Regions from separate parts of the Homo sapiens genome. Here region 1 is linked to region 2. A link is an interaction called in ENCODE POLR2A ChIA-PET data of the cell type or tissue named here. Cell type or tissue: PC-9. All regions are shown on one strand. Each heading gives the region's core, and the rest is flanking DNA. Links, peaks and the distances in the headings are about the cores only.

What was found. ChIA-PET counts read pairs that join two places held together with the same protein. Peaks named below come from ENCODE experiments on the same cell type or tissue, not always from the same donor. Only the 100,000 strongest peaks of a DNase experiment are listed, where the experiment ranks them.
Region 1: POLR2A ChIA-PET joins it to region 2 with 11 read pairs; 4 of 35 experiments call an interaction of 5 or more read pairs at or near these places.

The regions. Positions count from the first base shown.
Region 1 is chr1:88,650,707-88,659,324 of GRCh38, reverse strand. All of the region lies in intron 1 of PKN2-AS1 (PKN2 antisense RNA 1), which reads left to right. Among named protein-coding and RNA genes, the nearest start is that of PKN2, 29 kb to the left of the region's middle. In PC-9, for the core only: CTCF peaks have their summits at 3,223 and 3,430 (motif pointing left); a DNase peak (open chromatin) is centred at 684.
Region 2 is chr1:88,727,789-88,736,406 of GRCh38, reverse strand. The region is part of intron 1 of PKN2 (protein kinase N2); the gene reads right to left. Among named protein-coding and RNA genes, the nearest start is that of PKN2-AS1, 47 kb to the right of the region's middle. In PC-9, for the core only: no CTCF peak of the experiment used is centred there; no DNase peak of the experiment used is centred there; H3K27ac peaks cover 641 bases.

The DNA.
Region 1 (8,618 bases), core at 202-8,201, 77 kb after region 2:
ATTCAAAGAATTCTTTACTTTAGTCCTTGCCAAGAAAACTTGAATTTTCCTGAAATCTTACAGCTGATTTATGATAAAAGCTCAATATTTTCCAAATTTGATAACGGTCCTAAAATGTGGAAAAAGCATTACAGATTATGTTTTGAAATTAATTAGTAAAATATTATGTTATTTTTCTGGATGTTTGTGGTATCTGTCAGTTTTTCAAGACTTGTAATTTGTTGTGATTTCTCCTTGTCTATGAGTTTTCATTTTTGAACCTAATTTTTTGTATTCATCATTTTGTGTTTTCTTAAAAAATGTATTCCTAAATTACGTTAGCTTTAGGGATCATAAAACCTGGACCCATGCATGTACCCAACCCATTCTCTTGGCATCATTTGTATATTGAAATATTTGTCTTTCTCTAGAGAGTTTATAGAGCTCCCCAAAGGCTCTCTAGTTCTTTTTCTGTTTTAGGAGAAAGGGGGACTCACCCTGAAAAGTTGGCTCAGGATGTCGATCCCAGTGGATCCAGATAGTAGCATACCAATGTTCTCTTGCTTCTGCTTGTCTCATAGGAGTGGGGCTGTGTTTTCACAGCTTTTACCTTTCCTCATCTGAGACATATGATCGGGTCTAAGCCACATTACTGTCTGTAAGGACTGACTCCTTAGTATGCTATGCATACCCACAAATCCAGTAACTCTAGTTCTCCTGGTCGGGTGGGGCACATGCCCTGCCATCTTAAAAAGATTTATGGTATCTTCTCTGTAAGCCTTCCCCTTAGTGGAGGCTATCTATCTGCATGTACTCTTTAGACTCCAGCCTCTCATTAGGATAAAGCGGGGCTATTATCTCAGGGTCCCTAGTTTGGGGAGGAGGGGGCACACAAATGACTCTCAGAGAACTTAGGAGTCCATGATGTTTCCTACCAGGATACAGTTGGATTCACACATAGACTCTCATAGTATCTGAGCTGCATTGTAATCATTGCTAGACTGTCCTACATGCCAAGTAAGCTTTGAGTAGTAACTATATTTTCCGAGTTGAAAACAGAAAAACAGTGGGAAATTTTTGAGTGTCCTTGTAGGGGTTATAGAAATATGTAAAATCTGAATTGTCCTGGAAAATCTGGAAAAACATGTATTTAAAGAGCAGTTTACTGGTGTTTAAAATGACCCTAGGTTGCTGTGCACTTTGAATTCCTTTAGCTGTTCTTCATGTTTCATCTCTTCCTTGCTGTCAGGTTAGTAATGGTCATTTCTTGCTGCTGTCTATGAGTCTGCCAGTTAACAGTCTTTCTTCATAGTATAGGTAGTGGTTTTCATAGTGAGTCTGGAGCCAGGCTGTTTGGGTGGAAATCTCAGATCTGCCATATAAAAGCCACGTAACTGTGGGCAAGTTACTTAACCTTTCTGCTCTTCAGTTTTCTCATGTATGAAGTGGCAGATAATAGTAGTACCTACGTCATAAGGTTGCCAGGAAGATTAAGTGAAATAAAATGCTTAAAGCAATGCCCTGAAAATAATAGGTGCTCAATAAATGTCTGTTATTGTTATCCTCTTTCTCATTTGCTATTTCAGATCTCCTAAGGACTTGGAAAACAGACAATCAACTCCTTCGAACTCTAAATAAGATAAAAATTCAGCCGAGTGTGGTGGCATGCACCTGTAGTTACAGCTACTCAGGAGACTGAGGTAGAAGGATCACTTGAGGCCAGGAGTTGGAGTCTGCAGTGAGCTAAGATTGTGCCCCTGCACTCCTGACTGGGTGACAGACAGACCCTCTCTCTTGAAAGAAAAAAAATAATAATTAATTTTTAAAAATAAATAAGATAAAATTGCATAGTCTGTGAGTGCATAACCAAAAAGCCTAATTAGTAAAGTTTTTGAGCATTAATGTGGCTGTCCTATTCAGGCAGGAAAAAGCTTTAATGAGGAATCATTTTTTTTTTTTTTAAAGTGATGCTTATCTGACCCGGTCCTTATGATTAACAAAATCTTGACCCCAATTATCAGTCTAGACAAATAATTTTTTTTTTTTTTTTTTTTTTTTTTTTTTTTTTTTTTTTTTTTTTTTGAGAGGGAGTCTCACTCTGTCGCCCAGGCTGGAGTGCAGTGGCGCGATCTCTGCTCACTGCAAGCTCCGCCTTCCGGGTTCACGCCATTCTCCTGCCTCAACCTCCCGAGTAGCTGGGACTACAGGCGTGCCCGCCACCACGCCCGGCTAATTTTGTTTTTGTATTTTTAGTAGAGACGGAGTTTCACCGTGTTAGCTAGGATGGTCTCGATCTCCTGACCTCGTGATCCACCCGCCTTGGCCTCCCAAAGTACTGGGATTACAGGCGTGAGCTACTGCACCCGGCCTAGACAAATAATTTTAATGTTATACAAAGTCGTATTTAATTTAAGTCTTTATAATAGTGACAAAAACATGAAAATGGCTTGGCCTGAAATACGAGTATATAACTTGCAAGTAGCAAGTGATGCCCAGAATAAATTTTAAATAATATTCTGTGTAGTTCTCATGTTGATTTCTAATGTTCTAAGTACAGCAACTGGTGCCAACTTTAGTCAATAGAGGATAAAGGAAACATCTCTGTCCTTGTTCAGTTTAGATTCTTTTCTTTCATCATCCTGATTTTCACAAGCTTCAGCAGTTATTAATTCTAGCTATCCTTCCTCCTTGTTGGTCCACAGCAGACCTATGCAAGGCTGCAAATTTCAGGGCATGATCAGCCTTGAACTAATTCTGAGACAATATCTTTTCTCTCTGTGATGAAAGTGACTGGAGATTATGAGGCTCAGCACATAGAAGTCTCTCAATAAATACTTATTAAATGAATGAATGATTGCTTTGGTTTTAGTGAAAGAGAATAATACACGTGGTCTATAAAAACTCTCTGAATTGCACAGGAATCACTAAGCCTAAACTGTTGTGTTTCTTGTGTCACACTATTAAACATCATCCTGAGTCTTTCAGCCAGGACTTGTATTGTTTGGTGCATGCACGGAATCATATATGCACGAGGCTATATATTCACAAATTGTGTAATACTTGTTTTGGTAGGTAAGAGGTCTTTTTGCTTGGTTTACCTGGATGGGTAACATTGTGGGATAGTGGATTGCAGATAGGAAAACAGTGAATATCATTGTTAAACATGTTAAAATTCATTTAAGTTAAAATTTTTTATTTTGCTTTAATTCCATTGCCTATGGTCAATCTTTTTTAGGTTCCTTTTGTCTCAGAAAACTTTGTTTACAAGCATTCAATGCACTAATAGTAGCATTGTTTTTATTACATTTTCTGTATTAGAGATTATAATATGCTTCTAAACACCTGATAAAGAATAAGAAAAGGGAGCAGTTAAATAAGTGACCTAAAATCAGGACTAAATTAAAAACAAGCTTAAAGGTTTGCTGTGAACAAAAAAAATTTAAAATTTAGTTGCTCCACCTAGTGGTGAACCGTTATATGACTTTAGTGAAGAGATTTTAGTTTTTCACGTTGAAGATTCTATTCAAATTTTGTTCTGGTAGGTAGAAAAAAGTATTTAATGGACTTACTATCTTATTGTGCCATTTAAAATAACAAAATTTACACAACATGGAAAGAAAACCACTACTTAATGAATCTAAATAAACGTGAAGACACATCTGTAACCAACTCAAATTTCATATTATGTCTTTCTCAATCAGCCTAGGAATTAGCATCAACATTTATACCTGTAGCTATACCCAACCTAAAATTATATATCACCCTGAAAGTTTAGGCCTGGCCCGAGTTAATAGGAGATAAATGTTAATAGGGAGATCAACCCCTCTGCAGTTAAGATCATGGGTTTTTTGATTCAGGCCTTAATAAGGCCTGAGAAATGTTCTAAGTTGTATAAAAATATCAACCTAGCCAAAAGATATTTAGAAATCAAGATTACATGTTTACCTGAATGTAATACATTGCCGTGGTTAACAATGGGCTCTAAGCCAGGCTACTTGAGTTCAAATTCTGCAAAGTGTTTATTAGCTGTATGACCTTTGTGCCTTGGTTTCTTCATTTATGAAATGAAAATACTATCTCTCTCACAGAGTTATAAAGTTAAATGAGATACTGCCTGGAAAGCACTTGGAATTGCACCTGACACAGAATAAGTACTCCCATAAAAAATTTTTTAGTATCATTATTGACTTCATTTTCTGTATTTGTGATTTTTTTTTTTTGGTGTTTAATTGAACTCTGCCAAGTACTCAGATAGTTTGGCAAGACATTGGGAATCTCCTGCTTCTCTGACTCAGTGAAGTGTTCCCACCCTGGGAGGGACAACAATCCAAATCCCATTCTACCACATTATTTTTTTTACATATTATTATAACTATTTTATTATTTTAGAGATGGAGACTCCCTGTGTTGCCCAGGCTGGACTCAATCAAACTTCTGGGCTCACACAATCTTCCCATCTCAGCCTCCCGAGTAGCTGGGACTACAGGCACCTGCCACCATGCCCGACTTAAACATTATTGATATGGTCAGTCATTCACTTTCCAAATTCAGCTCTCTTTCTCAGAATTTCAGCACTCACTGGAAAGGAGAAATAGTGTGCTTGCTCCTGGGCATGCCCCAATGTCTGTTTATTTCCTCCTCAGCACTTCAAAACCATGATTTGATTTTAGTCTTTTCTGACAGCAAAGCAAAAGTTTGATCAGAAAACATGGAAGGACAGATTCCATTAGTCTACTTGTATACATATTCTAGGAAAACAGCATGCTGGGTTGAGCATGTTAGACTACATTTTTTGGAAGGGTGTCAGCCATGAAAATACCTTTTTTTCCAGGATCTAATTGCAGATTACCTTAAACATATCAGAAAGCTTAAAAACATTGACCGTGGAGCCAGAATTCCCAGTTTTAAAGCTTATCTCTACCAATTTGTTAGTTGAATAACTTTGGGCAAATTATTGACTTCCGTGAGCCAGTTTTTATACATTTGTAAAAGCGAAATAAAAGAAGCTATCTTAAAAGTTGTTCTGCAAAGTATATGAACTAATATGTATAAAGTATTAATAGCTGGAATACTGCTTGGTGTGTAGTAAGTACTGTGTAAGGGTTACTTGTTACAGAGTCATTATCTGTGGATGCTCATTATTCTGTGGAGGATGAAATATTGTATCCAAATTCAACATAGGAAGAGACTTATTCTTTGCCTTTCATCCTTTTGTGGTATCTTTATATACACTTTTTTCTTTCTTTTTCTTTTTTTTTTTTCCAAGATGGAGTCTTGCTCTGTCACCCAGGCTGGAGTGCAATGGTGTGATCTCGGCTCACTACAAGCTCCGCCTCCCGGGTTCAAGTGATTCTCTTGCCTCAGTCTCCTGAGTATCTGGGATTACAGGCACCCACCATCATGCGTGGCTAATTTTTGTGTTTTTGTAGAGATGGAGTTTCACCATGTTGGCCAGGCTGGTTCTTGAACGCCTGACCTCAGGTGATCCACCCGTCTCTGCCTCTCAAAGTGTTGAGATTACAGGCATGAGCCAGTGGGCCCGGCTTATACTCTTTTCTTGACTCTGGTCTTGAATTTTCTTTGCCTCTTCCCAGCCTTTTACTTCCAATTTTTCTTCTTAGATGGTACTGTCCACTTCAGAAACTCTTTTCTCCTATTAATACACTTTTCTCTAACCTTTTCAATTCTTCATGTCAAGGACATGAAGTACGTCTGTTCTATACGTGTTTCCAATGCCTTGCATGGAGCTATAGTAGGTGTTCAATAGACACGCATAAGTGAAGTACACAGAAAAACCAGCTTGCAGCCAGTGGCTCACGCCTGTAATCCCAGCACTTTGAGAGGTCAATGTGGGCAGATCATGAGGTCAGGAGTTCAAGACCAGCCTGGACAAGATGGTGAAACCCTGTCTCTACTAAAAATACAAAAATTAGCCGGGTATGGTGGTGGGCACCTGTAATCCTAGCTACTCAGGAGGCTGAGGCAGAGAATTGCTTGAGCCTGGGAAGCAGAGGCTGCAGTGAGCCGAGATTGCGCCACTGCCTCCAGCCTGGGAGACAGAGTGAGACTTAGTCTCAAAAACAAACAAACAAACAAAAACAAACAAACAACAAAAAATTAAAACCAGCTTGCATTTGCACCTGAAGTTTGTGATTGTCTCTGAAAAGAATGCCTACAATTATAACAATTATTTTTATTTACTTAGCAATCATAAATGCCAGGCACTGTACTACGGATTTCATGTAGCATGATCTCATTTAATGGCATCAGCAATTTTTGGGGGCGGGGGTGGAATCCTGTTAGTTTCTTTTAAAAACGTTTTAATTGACAAATAAAAACTATGTATTTATTATGTACAACATCATTTTGAAATATGTATATTTTGTGAAATGACTAAATCAAGCTAATTAACATATGCATTACATCACACATTTTTTGTGCGTGTGTGGTAGGAACACTTAAAAGCTACCCTCTAAGCAATTTTCAAGAATACAATACCTTGTTATTAACTATAGTCATCATATTGTACAATAGATCTTTTGAACTTATTCCTGCTGTCTAACTGAAATTTTATATCCTTTGACCAACATCTTCCCCCCTACTCCCCACCCCCAGCCTTTGGTAACCACCATTATACTGTCTACTTCTATGAGTTCAACTTTTTTACATTCTACATATGAGATCTTATGCTATTTGTCTCTGATTGCCTGGCTTATTTCACTTAATGTCCTCCAGGTTTATTTATCCATGTTGTGGCAAATGACAGGATTTCCTTCTTTTAAAAGGGTGAATAGGATTACATTGTGTATATGTACCACAGTTTTTTGGTATATTCATCTGTTGATGGACACTTAGACTGATTCTCTTAGTTATTATAAATAATGCTTCAGTGAACATGGGAATACAGATGTTTCTTAGGCTTATTCCCTATCTTAACTATTATAAATAATACTGCAATGAACATGGAAGTGCAGCTATCCCTTCAATATACTGATTTCCTTTCCTTTGGGTACATAACCAGTAGCGGGATTGCTAGATCCCTATTAGTTTCAATTTACAAATCAGGCAGTTGAGTTTCAGAAAATATAAATTACATGCCCAAAGTGTCATTTGCTAATGACCAAAGCATCTTTCTTCTGAAAGAGCCCCCTATTTGTTATTGGAGACTGCCTTCATTTTTTTATTCCTCTTAATATGTTGGATGCAGCTATAGTTTTTTGGTCTACTATCTCTTGCCAGGCAAGCACGTTTGCTGAACTTCCCTAGAGAACTACACATTTGAGAGGTTACGAGTTCAAATACTATGGGAGCCATACAGAGAACATAAGGAGTGAGGTATACCAAGTATTTTTTGTATGAGGGGTACGGACTGTGTCTACATGGGAGCAGTTCTAACTTAACTCCAGCCGAATATAGTCAGCAGAAAAACAGACCAAATGTTGACATACATTCTGATTTTTCAAGAGCAGCCGGATATCTTGAGTTTTATGGGTAACCTCTGAATTCCAAACCTGAAATTTAAGTATTGTCTCAAAGTAAGAATCTTATATAGGCCACATAGAATAGGCCTGTAGGCCATATCTAGCCCTTGGGCACCTATACACTAAAAACAGTGGAGGCCCTGGTTCCTCTAACTCTGAAACTAAGCTCCAGGCCCAATGACAGGGACAAGCATAAGCTGCAAATAGTTGTCATCAGCCTAGGGGATGCATGTGCATATGAGGAGCAGAGGTTTCTCCATCAGCAAATAAGTTGTTGTGCAGTTTTTTTTTTCTTCTTTTTGATGCTGTCTCTTGACTGGGAGCTTGATAATTCCTATTGTTAGCAAACTCAAGCAAGCGCTTGACTTGGAATACCTCCCTGTCTCTTTAGGTTTCCTAAATAAGCACTTTTTATTTTAATTCTCTGTGAAGAAAAACAACTGTGCATAGTAATTCATTCAATGGGGTGAGAGATTGAATATAAATAACTGAATCTCTTAGAAGGTTAAATTTAAAAAGAACCCCACTGAAACAGAGAGAGAGAGAGAGAGAATATAGACCATCATTCTGGTTCTAGCCACCAAGTCTAGCAGATTGGCTTTCTTCTAATCTACATAATCCTCTAGTTGCCTGACTCCAAGCTTCATGAGGGGAGGGGCCTTGTCTTGTCACAGCAGTATCCCCAGGCTCTAGTACGTTGTCTTAACACAATGTAGGGGTTCAATAAATATTTGTTAACTCTCAGCCTTTCAACTTAGATGATATCTTGTCACCCTAAATTTTGTATGTTCAAATCTGAATGTCTCCATATCAGCTCCCTTCTGGACCTCCTGGTTTCTATAAATGGCATTGTTAGTTTCTTATTCATGAAAGCTTGGAAGCTTCGAGTCACCTTGGAAATCCCTTGTTTTCCTCATCCTGTCAGTCGCCAGGTCCTGTTAATCTTCAGTGAGTAATGTCGGTTATATCCTCGCTATCCTTCCCTTCCCTGTCCACGTCACTCTAGCCTAAGCCCCCTGTGACCTCATGCCACAGGGACCAGTGCAATCATTGCTTAACTGCTCTCCTCAGTTTTATGCCTTCCTCTCCCTAATATGTTTATCACAGGAAAACAAATTTTTGAGGACTTGAGCCTTTGGGGTTTCCCATTATTTATTA
Region 2 (8,618 bases), core at 439-8,438:
GGGCAACAGAGTGAGTGAGACTCTGTCTCAAAAAAAAAAAATTTTAAGAAAGCATTCAGGAACCATAATTTCATGCAACAAACAAAATAAGGCACCAGGAAACAACCCTAAAGTGATGGAGATGTGTGATGTCTCAGAGAATTCAAAAGAGCTGTTTTAAGGAAACTCAATGAACTTCAATAAAACACAGGGGAAGAATCCAGGAATTTATCAGAGAAACATGAGAGATTAAACAAACTGAAATCCTGGAGCTGAAAAATACGATGAACAAAATGAATGCAGTAGAGAATATCAACAGCAGAATCTATCAGATACAAAAATCTGAGCTTGAAGACAAGCTATTTGAAAACACATAGCTGGAGGAGAAACAATTAAAAAAAGGGTAAAAGGGAATGAAGAAGTTTACAGAACAATGCAACAGTATCAAAAGAGCAAATATTTGGGTTACTGGGCTTCAAGAGGGAATTGAGAATGACAAATGGGAAGAAAGCTTATTCAAAGAGATAATAACACAAAACTTCCCAAAACTAGAGAAAGATACAAATTATCCAGGTACAGAAAGGTCAAAGGTTACCAATCAGATACAGCCCAAATAAGTGTACCCCAAGAAATACCATAATCAAATTCTCAAAGATCAAAGACAAAAATATTTTGAAAGCAACAAAAGCAGCAAATAACATATAAGGAAGTCCCAATCTGTCTAGCAATAGACTTCTCAGCAGAAACCTTATAAGTCAGGATGAGTGAGATGATATATTCAAATTGTTAAAGAAAAAAAAAGATTGGGGGTGGGGGGGGGGGGGGTGGGCTGTCAACCAAGAATACTGTACCCAGCACAGCTATCCTTTAGAAATAAAGCAGAGATAAAGACTTTGCCAGACAAATGAAAACTAAGAGAATTTATCATCATCAGATATGTCTTACAAGAAATGTTAAAAAAAAATAGGCCAGGAACAATGGTTCACATCTGTAATCTCAGCCCTTTGGGTGGCCAAGGTGGAAGGACTGCTTGAGCTCAGGAGCTCAAGGCCTTGGGTGGCATACCAAGACTTTGACTCTACTAAAAATGAAAATTAAAAAATCAGCTGGGTGTGGTGGCGTGTGGCTGTAGTCCCAGATACTTGGGAGGCTGGGGTGGGAGGATCATTCAAGTCCATGAGATCAAGACTGCAGTGAGCCATGATCGCACCACCGCCCTCTAGCCTGAAGGACAGAGTGAGACCCTGTCTCGAACATACAAGCAAACAAAAAATGCTAAAAACAGTTCTTTAAATGAAGAAAGAGACTCTAATGTGTAACAAGAAAACATCTTAAAGGTATAAAACTCACTAGTAAGTATACTGGAAGATGGAATACTATAATACTATAAATGTGATACATAAAGCACTTGTATCTTTAATATGAAGGCTAAAAGACAAAACTATTAAATAATAACTATTTTAATTTGCCAAGAGATGGGTAATATAAGATGTAAAATGGGACATCAAAAATTACAAATGTGGGAGAAAATGGAGTTAAAAGTAGAGTTTGCTTTTTCTTTCTTTTCCTATCTTTACAATCAAAGTTGGGTTGCTATCAGTTTCAAATATCTCATTTTAAGATTTTTTTCATAAGCTTCATGGTAACTGCAAAGCAAAAACCTATAAGAAATACACCAAAAATAACAGGGAAACCATCAAAACACATTACTAGAGAAAATCACCTAACCATAAAGAAAGACAACAAGAGAACATAAATAGCCAAAGTAATCTAAAGCAAAAAGAACAAAGCTGGAGGCATCATACTACTTGACTTCAAAACACATTACATAGCTATAGTAATCAAAATAGCATGCTACTGGTATAAAAAAGACACACAAATCAATGGAACAGAAGACAGTCCAGAAATAAATCATCTATCTACAGTTTATTAATTCTTGACAAAGGGGCCAAGTACACTCAATGGGAAAAGGGCAACAAGTGGTGTTGGGAAAACTGGATATCCACATGAGAGAATGAAATTAGATTCTTATCTCTCACCACAGACAAAACTCAACTCAAAATGGATTAAAGACTTAAATGTAAGACCCCAAACTACAAAATCACAAGAAGAAAATATGGAGGAAATATAGGGGAAAGCTCCATGTCACTGGTCTAGGCAAGAATATTTTGGACAAAACCTGAAAAGCATGGGCAACAAAAGCAAAAACAGTTTGAGCATTCTAAATCCAAAACTCTAAAACGCTCCAAATTTTTTTTTTTTTTTTTTAAAGATAGGGTCTCACTCTGTTACCCAGGCTGGAGTGCAGTGGTACAATCATTGCTCATTAGCAACCTTGAAACATTGAGCTCAAGTGATCCTCCCACCTTAGCCTCCCAAGTAGCTAAGACTACAGGTGGGCTCCACTATGCCTAGCTAATTTTTATCTTTTGTAAAGACAGGGTCTTGCTACATTGCCCAGGCTGGTCTTGAACTGATGGCATCAAGTGATCCTCCTGCCTTGACCCCCCCAAATTGTTGGGATTATAGGCGTGAGCCACTATGAAACCTTTTGATTGCCAACATGATACTCGAACTAAATGCTTATTGGAACGTTTTGAATTTTCAAAATTTGATTTGGAATGCTCAACCACTAAGTATAATGCAAATATTCCAGAACCTGAAAAAATCCCAAATCCAAAACACTCTGGTTGTAAGCATTTCAGATACAGGATATTTAACCTGTATAGACAAATGGAATTGTATCAAACTAAAAATCTTCTGCATAGTAAAGGTAACAATCAACAGAGCAAGGATGCCAGTCATAGACTGGGAGAACACATTTACAAACTACACAACTGATAAAGGGTTAATACCCAAATATAAAGAACTCAAACACTCAATAACAAACAAATAACCTGATCAAAAAATGGGCAAAAGGCCTACATAGACATTTCTCCAAAAAAAGAACATACAAACAACCCACAGGTGTATGAAAAAATGTTCAACATCACTAATCATCAAAAAATGCAAGTCAAAACTATAATGAGATATCACATCACTCTAGTTAGAATAGGTACTCTCAAAAAATCAAAAGATAGCAGGTGTTGATGAGGGTATGGATAAAAGGGAACCCTTATACACTGCTGGTGGGAATGTATAGCCATTATGGAAAACAGCATGAAGGCTACTCAAAAAATTTTAAACAGAACTACCACATGATCCGATAAATCCCACTACTGGGTATATATATCCAAAGAAAATGAAATCAGTATGTTTTACAGATATCTGCACTCCTATGTTTATTACAGCATTATTCACAATAGCCAAGATATGGAATCAACCTAAATGTCTATCAAAGAGAATAACTATTTTTATGTTTCTTGTTACATATTCCCAACTTTTTTGTACCCATTAACCCATCCTTCCCTACCCGTTTTTCCCTGCTCCCCTCTCGTCCTCTCATAACTACCATTCTACTCTCTACCTCTATGAGAACAACCTTTTAGATTCCACCTATGAATGAGATCATGTGGTATTTGTCTTTCTGTGCCTGGCTTAGTGTCCTCTAGGTACATTCACGTTGTCTGAAATGACAAGATTTCATTATTTATGACTGAATAATATTCCATTGTGTATATATACTATATTTTATTTATCCACTTACAAGACTTCATTTAAAAAGTTGGGAATATAAAACAAGAAATTTAAAAATAGTGTTTCTCTTTGACATAGAATTATAAAACTCAAGAAATCTAACCTAAGATAATAATTAGAAATTTTTGTTATATAGAATGGTCAATTCAATAATTTTAAAATTAATAATATGTTCAATGCACTGTATTGGGCACAGACAGACTCCCTTATAAAGCTTACAAATATCAGGGCTTTAAACCAACTTTAGAAAAGAGAAAGTTCAAGATGCTACCTAAGTGTCATAACAAAAGAATTTCAAGTCAGCTAGCGAATAAAGAAAGGTTTCCCTTATTTGTGCCCTTGATTAGTTAACAGCAGTATATGCAGCTGATATACTGCTGTGTAAACACACTTTTATTTCAAGTTATGTTAAAAATAAGAACTTTAAAAATAGAGGGAAAGATAAATTAAGAGGGATTTCCATTTTATTTTTCAAAGTTTTCCATGTTTTCTCTATTTTTTTGACAATAAAATTTTCTCCACTTCTTTTTTTAACCTTGCCTAATAAGGAAAAGACATTATTTAAAAGAAACCAAAAGAACCAAAAGTAATATTAACTTTATTTCAATTGTGGAAAATGTAAAAGCTTATAATCATATCTTATACTACATTATATCTGCTACTTAACCTTGCCACTTTCATTCAACACAATTCTACTACAAGGGACCAAACTACAGACTACACAGTACATTGTAATTAAATTACCTCATGTGCCAGTCAAGTATTTCAAATACACAAATGTGATAATATGTATTTGGTAAATACAATGACTTTTACTTTGTACAATAATGAAATTCTTATTTTTAGACTCAAACATAAACTGACATTTTCAATTTAATATACTTCAACAAACTCACAGTAAAGTTAAGAAAAACACTGAAATAAGAACAAGACCAGATTCAAAGAACAAAATGAAAATGGACTGTCACTCGTGACCAAGTACTTCATTTAGGGAGAGACAGGAGAGGATGTTTACTCCTCACTGGCCCAGTTCCCAGAGTAGTGAAAAAGCTGTTACTCTCTCTACATTTCAGAAATATAAAACAGTCTGACCTGATAGATGCCAAGAAATGTTAGAGTACCCATAAAAACTCACTGGATACAATGATTCATATACTATGTTAGCTAGAAGGAATTTCAAAAACCATTTAGTCTAACTTTCTTGATTTTAGTCTTGGGGAAAGCATGCTTAAAGCAGCTAAGCAACCAGCTGTCAGAGACCTGGCTGGGTTCAGCTTACTAGTCCTTCTGACTCCTGGTAAATTGCGTTTTTATTTACTCCATACCATCTTCTTCCAGGGGCCCTCTGAAATACCCGTTTATCTATATTTGAACTACATCTTGACCAGATTGATTTGCATTAATAGATATTACCTGCCTTAAGCCAGGGATATTAGCAGAACACATTTCTTCTTCTCTAATTTCATCCTAATCCAACATTCTGTGCCTCAAAAGGAAAGTGCTCTCAACTAGAAAGCAAGAAACCAGTTCAAACACAAGCCCAGTGTACTGGCTATCCAATTCAAGCGTATTATCCTACTTATCTGTACCTGTTTGCTTATCTATCTTTCGGTTTCCCTATCATACAAGGTTTAAAAAAAAACTTTATTCAAAACATGCATTGAGTTCTAGGTAATGAAATATAAAGATAAAAATGACCTGATCCTTCTTTCTTTCTGGTATTCAATTTATTAAAGAAGACAGACATGAAAACCAAATATAATTTGAAAGAGCAGCAAAGGCTTCACACAAATGTAGGCCATATTGTGTTTTTTGTTTGTTTGTTTTGAACAGAAGGCTCAGTTAGAATGTTGTGTTATGGAAATAATGAAGCATTTGGCATCAGAATGACCATGTATAAATTCTGATACTGCAATCATGCTAAAGCTTCGATTTCCTCATCTGTGAAATGGAATTATTATAACTGCCTGACCATATTATTTTTAAGTCTCATAACGGCCATGCCCACTGAAAAAATATGCTTTCATAGCAACAGTACAGTTTCTGGCACATAGTTGGTACTGAAGCAGATAGTGCTGGGTGCCTACATAATAGCATCCTCCTATTATCCTCACTTAAAAAACAATAATAAAAAAGAAAACCTCCCATTTTGTTAGATGAAACAATGTCTACAGCTAAAATTCTCATTTCACCAGGCTCTCCTGCAGCCAGAAGTAACCACATTACCAAGTTTCATCAAAGAGAACTAAATCCAGGATTTTGATGAAAGCTTTTACTTCTCCTTTTCTATTTGCCAAGAATGCAGACCCAAGGCTTGAAAGTACAGCAGTCATCTTGTAACGAGGAACAAACAGGACAAAACCCAATACACTAAGGATGGCAGAGCAGAAAGAGAGAGAGCCTGGGTCCCTGATGGCCTTACTGGGCACTGCTATACAAGCCCTAGACTGGCTACCTTTCTACTTCTTGTTTCTGGGTCCCTGATGGCCTTACTGAACTGCTACACAAGCCCTAGACTGGCTACCTTTCTACTTCTTGTTTCAGATGGAAAATAAATCCCTATTTGGTTAAGGCAAGATCATATAGGGCCCTGTAGGCCATATAAAGACTGGTGTTTTTTTTTTTTTGAGACGGAGTCTCGTTCTGTCGCCCAGGCTGGAGTGCAGTGGCACAATCTCCGCTCACTGCAAGCTCCGCCTCCCGGGTTTACGTCATTCTCCTGCCTCAGCCTCCGGAGTAGCTGGGACTACAGGCGCCCACCACCACACCCGGCTAATTTTTTTGTATTTTTAGTAGAGACGGGGTTTCACTGTGTAAACCGGATGGTCTCGCTCTCCTGATCTCGTGATCCGCCCGCCTTGGCCTCCCAAAGAAGACTTTGGTTTTTACTTTGAATGAAATGGAAACTCAGGGCAGGGTTTCAGCAAAGAAATGATATAGTCTGACCTGTGTTAAGAAATAATAGATTTCAAGGGAGGCAGGGCAACATGTTGCGAAGCTATGGTGCATTGTTACAAAATGGCCTCAAGTGAATCCTGCCTCTTTGCATTCACACCCTTCCACATGGACTCTGAGGGTAGTCTTCTGAGGGACTCTGACTAAAGTGACATTCTACTGATGTGCAGGAGTTCCAAGTACAGGCTTCAAGAGAGCTCATAGCTTGTTTTTGCTCTTAGAAACCAACTGCTATATAAAGAAGTCCAAACTATCCTGCTTGAAAGAGAGACAACATGGAAGACGAGAGAAACCATGTGGAAAGAGGCCATGTGTATGAGAACAAAAGCTTTCCAGCTGAGGCACCAGACATGTGAGTGAAGCCACAGTAGGCATTCCAGTCCAGCTTAGCCACCAGCTGAATACAGCTGCATAAGTGAGCCCAGTTGAGACCAGGAAAAGAAACACCTAGTATACCCGAAGAATCTTGAGATGAGCTTGCTATGCTGCAATAGACACATAATAAAGAGGCTATTGTACTAATCTAGGCAAGAAATGATGATAGCTCTAAGCAGTCTTTTCAAATACAATTATTATCGATTACTTTCTGTGGACTCCTACTGGATAACAACTGTAACAATTTAATTTAAAAGACGGAAATGTTGGCTGGGCGCAGTGGCTCATGCCTGTAATCCCAACACTTTGGGAGGACGAGGCGGGCAGATCACCTGAGGTCAGGAGTTCAAGACCAGCCTGGCCAACATGGAGAAACCCCATCTCTACTAAAAATACAAAATTAGCCGGGCATGGTGGCACATGCCTGTAATCCCAGCTACTCAGGAGGCTGAGGCAGGAGAATCGCTTGAACCCAGGAGGCAGAGATTGTGGTGAGCCGAGATCGTGTCATTGCACTCCAGCCTGGGCACAAGAGCGAAACTCCATCTAAAAAAAAAAAAAAAAAAAGATGGGGATGTTAATAACATCACTGGACATTGGCTATAGACTTGTGGGGGGAAAAAGACATGATCTATATTAAGCTAAATATGAGTTCATAATGACGTCTCCAACTTGAATCTATCAAAACACAGATCACTCTAGCCTCCTCCCGTTGATTATCTGTAAATCCCAACTCCAACAGTGAGAAACCTGGCTCCTACCATCTACCATCCATTTACTGAATCATTCAATTCCAGTAAAACGTATAGCAGGATCAGAACTGTTAACCCATGCCCCCATGGGAAACAACTTTATCAACGAAAGTACAGTAGTTATATGGTTATCTATTTTTCTGTAAATCTAAACCTGTTCAAGAATAAAGTCCATTAAAAAAACAAAAACAAAATAACCCTTACACTCAGGAGTGTATGTCTAGTGAGAAGAAAGACATTAGATAAGCAAACCACAATTAAAAATTTTGATAACAGCAAAGAATGAAAAACCTGCTTGTAATTTAGGTTAAAATATCAAGAAAAGTAGTATTTATTTTCCTTCTCCAGAAAAGTAGTATTTATTGAGACCTGAGAGATGACTGAGTTATCCAAAAGGAGAAAAAGAAACATGTGCCTGCTTGAAGAACCAAAACAAAAATTAACTGTCAAATTTCTGGTTCTCAACAAGATTGAGTAGGCTTATATCTCTTCACTCCAGCCCACATAAATTCAACTAAACACCCTGGACTTAATACAGCAGAGAAGGTAGAAGGAAAAAAACAGACCAGTTAGGAACTTCAGGTCTTGAGGAAGACAAGATATGAATTCTCTGGGTTTTCCTTTAATAGACTTCTCCAGATTGTGCCAGAAGTCTGTAACCCAAAACCAAAGAATAAAAAAAAAAAAAAAAAAGCCCCAAGAAAAACCTGCTCTCTTTAGCCAAATAACTGCAAAACAGGGCAGCCCAGTAAGACAGAAATCTTTTTGAAATACCAACCCTACCGCAGCCAGGCATCTCAGATGCTTCCTACCTTGCTGTTAGAGGGTGCTGAGTGGGGATCTGGACTTCCCATCTGGCAAGAGTAGGTGGTCCGGTTAGTATTATCAAATTGGAAGAAAAAAGTGTAGATTAAAATGGAA